2 separate regions of the Homo sapiens genome follow, and region 1 is linked to region 2. A link is an interaction called in ENCODE POLR2A ChIA-PET data of the cell type or tissue named here. Cell type or tissue: Panc1. All regions are shown on one strand. Links, peaks and the distances in the headings refer to the core of each region. The heading gives the core; the rest is flanking DNA.

What was found. ChIA-PET counts read pairs that join two places held together with the same protein. Peaks named below come from ENCODE experiments on the same cell type or tissue, not always from the same donor. Only the 100,000 strongest peaks of a DNase experiment are listed, where the experiment ranks them.
Region 1: POLR2A ChIA-PET joins it to region 2 with 27 read pairs; 4 of 35 experiments call an interaction of 5 or more read pairs at or near these places.

Annotation. Positions count from the first base shown.
Region 1 is chr15:90,832,412-90,837,783 of GRCh38, forward strand. No RefSeq gene overlaps it. Among named protein-coding and RNA genes, the nearest start is that of FURIN, 33 kb to the right of the region's middle. In Panc1, for the core only: no CTCF peak of the experiment used is centred there; no DNase peak of the experiment used is centred there.
Region 2 is chr15:90,391,865-90,397,236 of GRCh38, forward strand. All of the region lies in intron 2 of IQGAP1 (IQ motif containing GTPase activating protein 1), which reads left to right. Among named protein-coding and RNA genes, the nearest start is that of IQGAP1, 6.3 kb to the left of the region's middle. RefSeq lists enhancers at 3,165-3,666, 3,667-4,166. In Panc1, for the core only: no CTCF peak of the experiment used is centred there; no DNase peak of the experiment used is centred there; H3K27ac peaks cover 2,369 bases.

The sequences.
Region 1 (5,372 bases), core at 299-5,298, 440 kb after region 2:
ACACCATTGCACTCCAGCCTGAGCGACAGAGCAAGACCCCATCTCAAAAAAAAAAAAAAAAAAAAGGCGGCCAGACATGGTGGCTCACGCCTATAATTCCAGCACTTTGGGAGGCTGAGGTGGGTGGATTACTGGAGGTCAGGAGTTCAAGACCAGCCTGGCCAACATGGTGAAACCCCATCTCTACTAAAAATACAAAATTAGCTGGGCGTGGTGGCGTGCGCCTGTAATCTCAGCTACTCAGGAGGCTGAAGCAAGAGAATCACTTGAACCCGGGAGGCAGAAGTTGCAGGCAGAAAGAGTGAAACTCCTTCTCAAAAAAGAAAAAAAAAAAGACTAAATACTGGGAGAATTATGGTTTTAAAGTAAAAGTGTTACAAACCTTGACAAAATCTGAGCGTGGTGGCTCACACCTGTAATCCCAGCACTTTGGGAGGCCAAGGCAGGTGGATCACCTGAGGTCAGGAGTTTGAGACCAGACTGAACCTGGGAGGCAGAGGTTGCAGTGAGCTGAGATCACGCCACTGCACTCCAGCCTGGGTGACAGAGCTAGACTCTGTCTCAAAAATAAATAAATAAAATAAAATAAAAATAAAAATAAATAAACCTTGACAAAGTAAAAATATCAGCATCAAAATCAGAGCTGGGGTGGGCAAGAGGAAGAGGGAGGATGTTTGAGGGGAGTGGTCGCCTTTTTTATCGCAAGAAATGACTGATCTTGCTCAAAGTGAAACATCTGAGTTTTTACCCCAAGACTCCAATGTCTTAATTAATTTCATAATCTTTTTTCTTAACCATGAGGAATTCATTATGAAGTAATAGCTCTTGTGGAAAGTAAATATTTATCTAAGATTCAGCAAGTTTTCTGGGTTTTTTTGCCTTTTTTTTTTTTTTTTTTCAGATACAGGGTCTCACTCTGTTGCCCAGATTGGAGTGCAGTGGCACAATCATGGCTCACTGCAGCTCTGAACTTCTGGGCTTAAGTGATCCTTCCGCCTCAGCCTCCTGAGTAGCTAGGATTACAGGCGGCACATGTTCCCACACCCAGCTAGTTTGTCTGTTTGTTTGTTTGTTTGTTTGTTTGTTTCGAGATGGAGTCTGGCTCTGTCACCCAGGCTGGAGTCCAGTGGCACAATCTCGGCTCACCGCAACCTCCGCCTCCCGGGTTCAAGCGATTCTTCTGCTTCAGCCTCCTGAGTAGCTGGGACTACAGGTGCGCACCACCATGCCCAGCTAATTTTTTGTATTTTTAGTGGAGACGGGGTTTCACCATATTGGCCAGGCTGGTCTCGAACTCCCGACCTCGTGATCTGCCTGGCTCGGCCTCCCAAAGTGCCGGGATTACAGGTGTGAACCACCACACGCAGCTGACACCCAGCTAGTTTTTAAAAATTTTTTTGTAGAGACAGGGGTCTCACTATGTTGCCCAGGCTGGTCTCAAGCTCCTGGGATCCTCTCACCTTGTTCTCCCAAAGTGCTGGGATTACAGGTGTGAACCATAGCACCTGATCTGCCTTTTTTTTTTTTTCTGTTAAACTCAAGTAAAATAGAATATATTTAGTTTAAAATAGAACTGGTACGGTGCAATCTAATCTAAAATTGTTTGGACTTACCTTTCTCTGAACTGCAGGGGCAGAAGGAGGGTGATCCCTTTTCTCCCCATGTAAAGGGTCATGACCGGCACCTCTATTACAAAAATCAAGTTAACAAGAGAAAAAAGAACAGGCTTATTACATGCACATGAGACATGCAAAATATGAACTCAAAGAGGGGCCAGAAGGTTGAGGAGAGGAAAAATGGAGAAATGAATAGGCTCAGTGCTCAGACAGTGGTTAGCAAATGACTGGGAGCTGAGTGGGACAAGTTATGGGAAGGTGAGGGCGGAACTGCAAAGGAACAAAAGTTGGATTTGTTTGTTTGTTTGTTCGTTCTGAGACAGAGTTTCACTCTTGTTGCCCAGGCTGGAGTGCAATGGTGCGATCTCGGCTCACTGCAACCTCCGCCTCCCAGGTTCAAGCAATTCTCTTGCCTCAGCCTCCCGAGTAGCTGGAACTACAGGCACGTGCCACCATTCTCGGCTAATTTTTTGTATTTTCAGTAGAGATGGGGTTTCACCATGTTGGCCAGGCTTGTCTCAAACACTCTTTACCTCAGGTGATCCACTCGCCTCGGCCTCCCAAAGTGCTGGGATTACAGGCATGAGCCACTGCGCCCGGCCGAGACAACCACAATTCTTTTATTGTTGTTGTTTTTTGAGATCGGAGTCTCCCTATGTTGCCTGGTCTGGTCTCAAACTCCTGGGCTCAAGTGATCCTCCAGTCTCAACCTCCTAAATAGCTGGGATTATAGGTGCATGCTGCTGTACCTGGTTTTGCAATTCTTTTGGAAAGAAACTTTCTTAGTCAGATAAGGAATTCCAGGAAGAGTCCCTCCCTCCACTCGGGGGTAGGGAGGGTACAAGACAAGGTTAGGCAGCTTTGCAGTCCTCAGCATGTCAGAGCCCCAGTCTGGGGTATCACTTTCTGAGCCCCAACCTTCCTATCCCTCTTCATCTCTCCAAACTTCTCTGTGTAGGTGGCATTCCCCAAGGTTAACACGAATAACGGGCTATAGTAAGCATGTACTGAGCACCAGAAGTTTTAGGTGCAGCAGAGAACAGAGCCGATGAAACCCCTGCCTTCATGAAGATATCATTCTTTTTCTTTCTTTCTTTCTTTTTTTTTTTTTGAGACGGAGTCTCACTCTGTCGCCCAGGCTGGAGTGCAGTGGCACGATCTCGGCTCATTGCAACCTCCACCTCCTGGGTTCAAGCAATTCTCTGCCTCAGCCTCCCGAGTAGCTGGGATTACAGGCACCCGCCACCACGCCCAGCTAATTTTTGTATTTTTAGTAGAGACGGGGTTTCACCATCTTGGCCAGGCTGGGCTTGAACTCCTGACCTTATGATCCACCCTCCTCAGCCTCCCAAAGTGCTGGGATTACAGGTGCAAGCCAATGCACCCGGCCTGAAGATATCATTCTAATGGGAGGAGTTTGTTACTTCCTTCTTTGTACTTTTCTGAATTGCTTGTTTTGTTTGAGAGTTAGCATATATCTTTTTTTTTTTTTTTTTTTGAGACAGAGTCTCTCTCTGTCGCCCAGGCTGGAGTGTGGTGGCATGATCTCGGCTCACTGCAACCTCCACCTCCCAGGTTCAAGCAATTCTCCTGCCTCAGGTGCCTGAGTAGCTGGGATTACAGGTGCACGCCACCACGCCTAGACAATTTTTTTGTGTGTGTATTTTTAGTAGAGACAGGGTTTCATCATGTTGGCCAGGCTGGTTTCAAACTCCTGACCTCAAGTGATCCACCTGCCTCGGTCTCCCAAAGTGCTAGGATTACAGGCGTGAGCCACTGCACCCAGCCAGCATACATCTTTTTTTTTCTTTTCCTGAGATGGACTCTTACTCTGTCGCCCAGGCTGGAGTGCAGTGGTGTGATCTTGGCTCACTGTAACCTCCGCCTCCTGGGTTCAAGCAATTCTCCTGCCTCAGCCTCCCAAGTAGCTGAGATTATAGGCACGCGCCACCATGCCTGGCTGATTTTTGCATTTTTAGTAGAGACAGCATGCGCCACCGTGCCAGGCCATATATCATTTTTATAAAAACAAAGGCCGGGCGCGGTGGCTCCTGCCTGTAATCCCAGCACTTTGGGAGGCCTAGGCAGGTGGATCACCTGAAGTCAGGAGTTTGAGACCAGCCTGACCAACGTGAGGAAACCCTGTCTCTACTAAAAATACAAAAATTAACCAGGCGTGGTGGTGGGCGCCTGTAATCCCAACTACTTGGGAAGCTGAGGCAGGAGAATCACTTGAACCCAGGAGGTGTAGGAGGTTGCAGTGAGCCGACATCATGCCATGGCACTCCAGCCTGGGTGATGGAACAAGATTCCATCTCAAAAAAAAAAAAAAAAAAGAAAAAAGAAAACAATTTACCTTCACACACACATAAAACACATCCACGGAGGATGATTCTTCTGAACAGCTGGAGTTGGGAAGCACTACATTTGAAGCTGGATGAGTCATTGACACTCTTGTGTAAACAGGGTTTTCAGGAAGACAGCGTGGGGACCCAGAGTCTCTGGAGGTCCCAGCTAAAGATAAGATTCCCTGCGGAGCAGCTGACCCTGGGAAGAGCTGAAAAGGGAAGCTGGTTCCCCTGGGTTTTTAGGCTCTCTTGGAAGGAACAACCATCCAGGCTATCTCATGAGGCGCTCTTGCCAGAGATGCTTGTCCCAGTCCTGATCCTAAGCCCCTGCCTCGTTGGCATTGGTGAGCCCCGTAAGCCCCATCCACTTCCTCCCCCTCATCACCCACCTATCTCTTAAGCAGGGCCCTGACTCCTGCCCCGTCCACTGTGCCCTCACTCTGGCCACACAGGCCTGCCCACTGCCTATTTTTTTTTTTTTTTTGAGACAGAGTCTCACCCTGTCACCTAGGCTGGAGTGCAGTGGCACGATCTCTGCTCACTGCAACCTCTGCCTCCCAAGTTCAAGTGATTCTCCTGCCTCAGCCTTCCGAGTAACTGGGACTATAGGTGTGTGCCACCATGCCTGGCTAATTTTTGTATTTTAGTACAGACGGGGCTTCACCATGTTGGCCATGCTGGTCTCGAACTCCTGACCTCAAGTGATCTGCCGCCTCGGCCTCACAGAATGCTGAGTTACAGGCGTGAGCCACCACACCCAGCCGACCACTGCTTGGCTTTTGCAGGTGCTTTTACCTCCACCAGAATCTCCTCCTCGCCCCTAGGCTTCGAGGCCTCCTTTTCTGGAAGGCTTCCGTGACAGTCCAGACCACCTGGCTCTGCCTTGTTCCAGTGACTCAGAGGCTCAGAGCCGGCGAAGCCTTGGGGCCTTGCACCCGGGAGGCAGGAAGGCACACGGGCCCTGCCTACTGGGTGACCTTGGCCAAGTCCTTTGCCCTGGATGACTCTCTTTCCTCATCGGAAAGATAGGGGCATCATGAGCTGCTTGATAGGAATCAAGAAGATAACGTGTGAAATGTTAGCTATTTTTAGTTTCAGGTTTGTTGGAAAGAATGACAATGAGACGAGCTTACAGGAAGGGGGAATGAAAGGGGGAAATCAAGTCAGTAAGGGAAGAATGTGATAAAAAGCTTAAATGGAAATTTAAAAAACCTAACTTTTCTGGGAGGACGGAGGCTCCTTGTGGAGCCAGTTGAGGGTCTGTGGGGGTCATGGGGGCACCGTCAGACACTGTGGGAGATGCTGGACAGGGCTGGGTCCAGGCCTCCAGGCCCAGTGGGACCTCCCTTCTCAGCCCCCTTCTCTCTTTTTTTTTCCTTTGAGACGGAGTCTCACTCTGTCACCCAGG
Region 2 (5,372 bases), core at 248-5,247:
AGTGAGGGATAATGAAATATTTGTAATTAACGTTTAATAAAAAGGGTGTTTGAAGTGGTGCTAATAAACAAGTGTGTGTGTATGTGTGTATTTTAATTCTGAAAATCTTAAAATGCTACAAGAAAGTCCAGAGAACAGTACAACAAACATCATTGTATTCCAGAACTAACAAATGTTAACATTTGAGATATTTCCCTTTCCTCTAAAAACAAAACAAAACAAAACCAACATCGCTACATTTAAAGTCTTTTTTGTGCCCCTCTGGTCCCATTCTTCCTTCTCCTGGGGCAAACACTAACCTGTATTTTGCATGCCCTCTTGTGTCTAGGCTTCTTTTCTGAGCTTAAAACTTCCAGGAAACTGGAGCTTGGGTTTCAGTGATGACTTAAGTGAGGAGGATAACACTTGTCTTTCTAAATAATAGAAGATGACATAGCAAGGCATGCTATATCACTAGAAAAGGGGGCATTTTCTCATATGAAGTTTATAAGAAAACAAAAACTGTAAGATCTCTGCCATTTAAATTGTGGATTTCAAGGTTTGGAAGGTCAAAGAATTTGGAAGCTGCAGCTGTTCTGAGAGACCATCTTGTGCTCTGTGGAGCTTTGGTGATTCCACTGAGGTGACCTGGGGGTGAGAGGGAAGAGCTTCAACACACCTTCCTTCCCCCATCCAAAGTAGCTCTGCTTTTGTTTTACTGTTGAATTTCTTGAATAAAATTCACTTGTTACAGAGGGTGTTTTGGCTAACACCTCCCCTCCCCCAAACACTACCAATAACTAGTTCAACTGCTAATCTAGTTCAACCATCTCATTTAATGAAGAAACTGAAGCCTGAGTTTTTTGGTCTACTTGTAGTTTTCTTGATTGAAGAATGTTTCTATCTTTTTTTTTTTTTTTTTGTACAGTCTCGCTCTGTTGCCCAGGCTGGAGGGCAGTGGCGCAATCTTGGCTCATTGCAACCTCCACCTCCCGGGTTCAAGCGATTCTCCTGCCTCAGCCTCCTGAGTAGCTGGAATTACAGGCATCCGCCACTACGCCTGGCTAATTTTTGTATCTTTAGTAGAGACTGGGTTTCACCATAATGGCCAGGCTGGTCTCAAACTCCTGACCTCAGGTGATCCGCCCGTCTCAGCCTCCCAAAGTGCTGGAATTACAAACGTGAGCTGCTGTGCCTGGCCTCATCATTTTTTTAACTATGGTTGTTAACCAGGTGTGTGCATTAGAATCACCTGGGGAACTTAAAAAAAAAAAAAAATACACCTATCTGGGCCCTACCATAGAGATTGTGGTTCAGTAGGTCGGGGTGGGAGATCCAGACACATAGTAGTCCCTTGGTATCTGTGGGGGTTTGGTTCCAGGACACCTGCAGATATCAGAATCCACAGTTGCTCAACTTCCTTATATAAAATGGCATAGTATTTGCATATAACCTTAGCACATTGCATAATATATACTTGAAAACATCTCTAGATTACTTATCATACCTCTAGATTACTCTAGATATATCTCTAGATTACTTATCATACCTGATCCAATGTAAATGCTACATAAATAGTTGTTACACTGTATTGTTTTATTTATATCTTTCTTTATTTTTTTCTGACTGTTTTTGATCCATAGTTTGTTGAATCCATGGATGCAGAACCCATGGATAAGGAGGGCCGACTGTATTTTAAATGTCTCTAGTGATTCCGATGCTCCTTCCTTGGCCCCCACTCCTCCCCCTGTTGAGAAACAAGATTTAAAACTCTGCCTTATGCTGGGATATCATGACCTCAGTAGAATGTTACACTTCATCCTATTTCTTCATCAGGTTCTGCATTAGCCAGGCATTTTATTTTCAGCTACTCTAGAGCGTCTTTTTTTCTGTCAGGTGTTTTTTTCCAGTATAGGAAAGTAGCCCATTTCCTTTAAAGACCACCCAGCAGGCATGATCCCCTGAGGTGTTTTTTTGTTGAGTGCTTTTGCATACTTAAGGAGTAACTGACCTGGCCCGGTGGCTCACGCCTGTAATCCCAGCACTTTGGAAAGCTGAGGTGGGCGGATCACCTGGCGGTCGGGAGTTCGAGACCAGCCTGACCAACATGGAGAAACCCCCGTCTCTACTAAAAATACAAAATTAGTCGGGCGTGGTGGCGGGTGCCTGTAATCCCAGCTACTCGGGAGGCTGAGGCAGGAGAATTGCTTGAACCCGGGAGGCAGAGCTTGCGGTAAGCTGAGACAGTGCCATTGCACTCCAGCCTGGGCATCAAGAGTAAAACTCTGTCTCAAAAAAAAAAAAAAAAAAAAAAGGCAGTGGAGACATTTGTGATGATCTTCAGGTTTTTTTTTTTTTTTTTAAGGGAGGGCATAATAGTGGCATATTACCCTAGCACACCCTGCCCATTGGCCTGGCATCATGGAAAGGTGCCTGGTCTATTTTATGGAGGCAATCATAAAACTGGGTGTGGTGATTTTTGTTGTTGTTTAAGGCTTTGATTTTAAAAAATCAAGGTTGGAAGCACCTATTTAGATTGTAAACTAGAGAGGACAAAGGAAAGAAGCCTGGGAATGTTATGGTGAGAAAAGAGGACTAGAATCCCTGTCAGCCACCTATGTGGCTGCTGCCACCCCTAAAAAGTGTTGTGAGTGCACCAAGGACAAATGGCATGCTCTTCGTTATTAGTGAGCTATTAACCTCTTCCAGTTCTTTCTCCTACCTTGGTGAACCGGCCTGTATCTTGTGTGTTCCGAGGGCCCCTCTTTCCCCTCTAGCGCTAGACCCAGTTTGCCTTTTTGGTTTGGTTCCATCCTGTTTCCTCCATAACCTCCACCCCTCCCAAGTTGGAGGAGCCCCAATATCTGGGATTTACAGTAACTCTAAGGCCAGGAATAAAGATCATAGAGATTGGAGGGAGAAAAGCTTCCCCTCTTCAGTTCTATTTATAATACCTCTACTTCTACTAAAAGCTCCACCTTTTAGTACAGTGGCCCCATTGTGTATCCTAGGGCACTCCATTTTCTCCTCTGCCTGTAACAGAGCTCTTTCTTGGGAAAAGAGAGGAGTGTGTAGAGAGTGAATATGACTGTGTAGAGGCAGTGAGTATAAGTAAGAGAGTATAAGTGTAGAGAGACGAAAGTTTTCTGTGGCTGTGGGTTTGTGTTTCCCTGAAAGGTTAACTGGGAAAATTTAGGGGTAATTCCTATAAATGAGCACTGGGAGTGGTTGAGAAATAGAAAATGTAGAGATTTCTGCTTTTCTTCATTGTTTGGAGAGCAGCTTCAATATTGAAATTAAGCCGCTGTTCTAATGAGATATCACCTAACGATTCAAGGCTTTTTGCTAAGGGCTGCACAATAGATCAAGGATACATCTTAAATTATTATTTATGCTTAAATTGAAGCTTATTTTTATCCTTTTGCCTGTTCTTATTGAGTTTTACATTTGTTTAGGCTAAGGAGCGGGGTTTTTTTTGTTTTTTTGTTTTTTTTTGAAACGGAGTCTCGCTCTGTCGCCCGGGCCAGAGTGCAATGACGCTATCTCGGCTCACTGCAAGCTCCGCCTCCCAGGTTAACGCCATTCTCCTGGCTCAGCCTCCCGAGTAGCTGGGACTACAGGCGCCCACCACCACGCCTGGCTAATTTTTTGTATTTTTAGTAGAGACGGGGTTTCACCGTGTTAGCCAGGATAGTCTTGATCTCCTGACCTCGTGATCCGCCCGCCTTGGCCTCCCACAGTGCTGGGATTACAGGCGTGAGCCACTGCGCCCGGCCGGCTAAAGAGCAGTTGTATAGGAGCAATGAATACCGTTTCACTCAGTTGAAGGAGGTAACATTTAAATATGTGAGGTATGTTCAGTGCTTAGGTCTTGGACAGGAGGAAGTAACAGATCAGAATAAGGTTCAGGTGAAAAGAACCAAGAAGAGAACGTGTCAGGCAGGACAGAACAGGGAATTCTGCAAGTGAGAAGAAAGTACGATTAGTACTGGAAATGGAAGAAAATTCAGCTAGGTTAAAGGTCACAGGAAGAAAGTTAATTCCAGCATTCTCTGAGTTTCAGACAATTCCTGGTGTGCGCTTTCAAGTCTGTCATGGGCCACCTTTCTGCTGCTGAGTGCCCGTACCCTAGCTCAAGGAATAGGGCACACCCCTCTTGTAGAAGGGAAGGTAGGAACGCTGGCTGGTTGGAGACTGTCAGCAACTCCACGGTGATAAGTCGAGCTTAGCACTAAGTAGAAGTATGTCACTTTCTGTAATTTAGAGGAATTGAAAAGGTATCTTGGAAAGAAATTAGTTCTTGGGAACAAAGTCTTTTTTGTGCATATGTCTTTACTGTTGGCATAGAGCATTTTCTGGGATGGGCTCTTCAGATCTCCTCTCCCTGTAAGTGATTTCAGAATTCCATGAATGTTGGGATATGTCCAGGCTGGCACCCTGGGATCATGAAAATAGAAGTTAAGACATTTAAGAAGCAAGAAAACAAAATGGGTAGGTGAGGTGACTAGGAAGAATATCATGCCCAGCACTTCTAGAATTCTCAAAATGAGGAGCATCACTTAAATTTTGAGGGGGATCATTTTTAGGATGGTGACCCAAGCTCTCTTTGTACAGATGAGAAGTCTAGTTATCTCATGAGACCCAGTGTGACTAAAGGACCATAGCATGTAGCTGCGTAATGGCACGGTGGCACTAGGAGCTGATCCATTCATTTATTTATAATTACCAAGGGGAAGTATGGGGTGAGATTTATTCTTAACTCTTAAAATGGTGACATACACTATTTTAAGAATAAACCTCCATTCTTTTTTCGGATATTAATTTAGTGCAACGGCCTTGGACAGGCTCCACCATAAGAAGTGGGTTGCATTTAAAAGTGTATTTATTAAAAGTGGTTGAAGCTGAGTGCTTTTCTGTATTGTAACACTGTTGCAAATGGGGAGTATTCATTCCTAATGTGGCTGCCGAAAGCTTTTTACCCTACCATGTAGCTGAAAATTTAGCAAAAAAAATTTTTTTTTTTTTTGGAGACGGAGTCTCGCTCTGTTGCCCAGGCTGGAGTGCAGTGGTGCGATCTGGGCTCACCACAACCTCTGCCTCCCGGGTTCAAACGATTCTCCTTCCTCACCCTCCCGAGTAGCTGGGATTACAGGTGCCCACTGCCATGCCTGGCTAATTTTTGTATTTTTAGTAGAGATGGGGTTTGACCATGTTGGCCAGGCTGGTCTCCAACTCCTGACCTCAAGTGATCCACCCGCCTCGGCCCCCGCAAAGTGCTGGGATTATAGGCGTGAGCCACTGCACCCAGCCTAGCAAAATTTAAAATTAAGAAATGTAAAGAGTTGAACTAGTTAGTACCCATTATTATTAAGAAAAGTCATGTGGCTCTATAT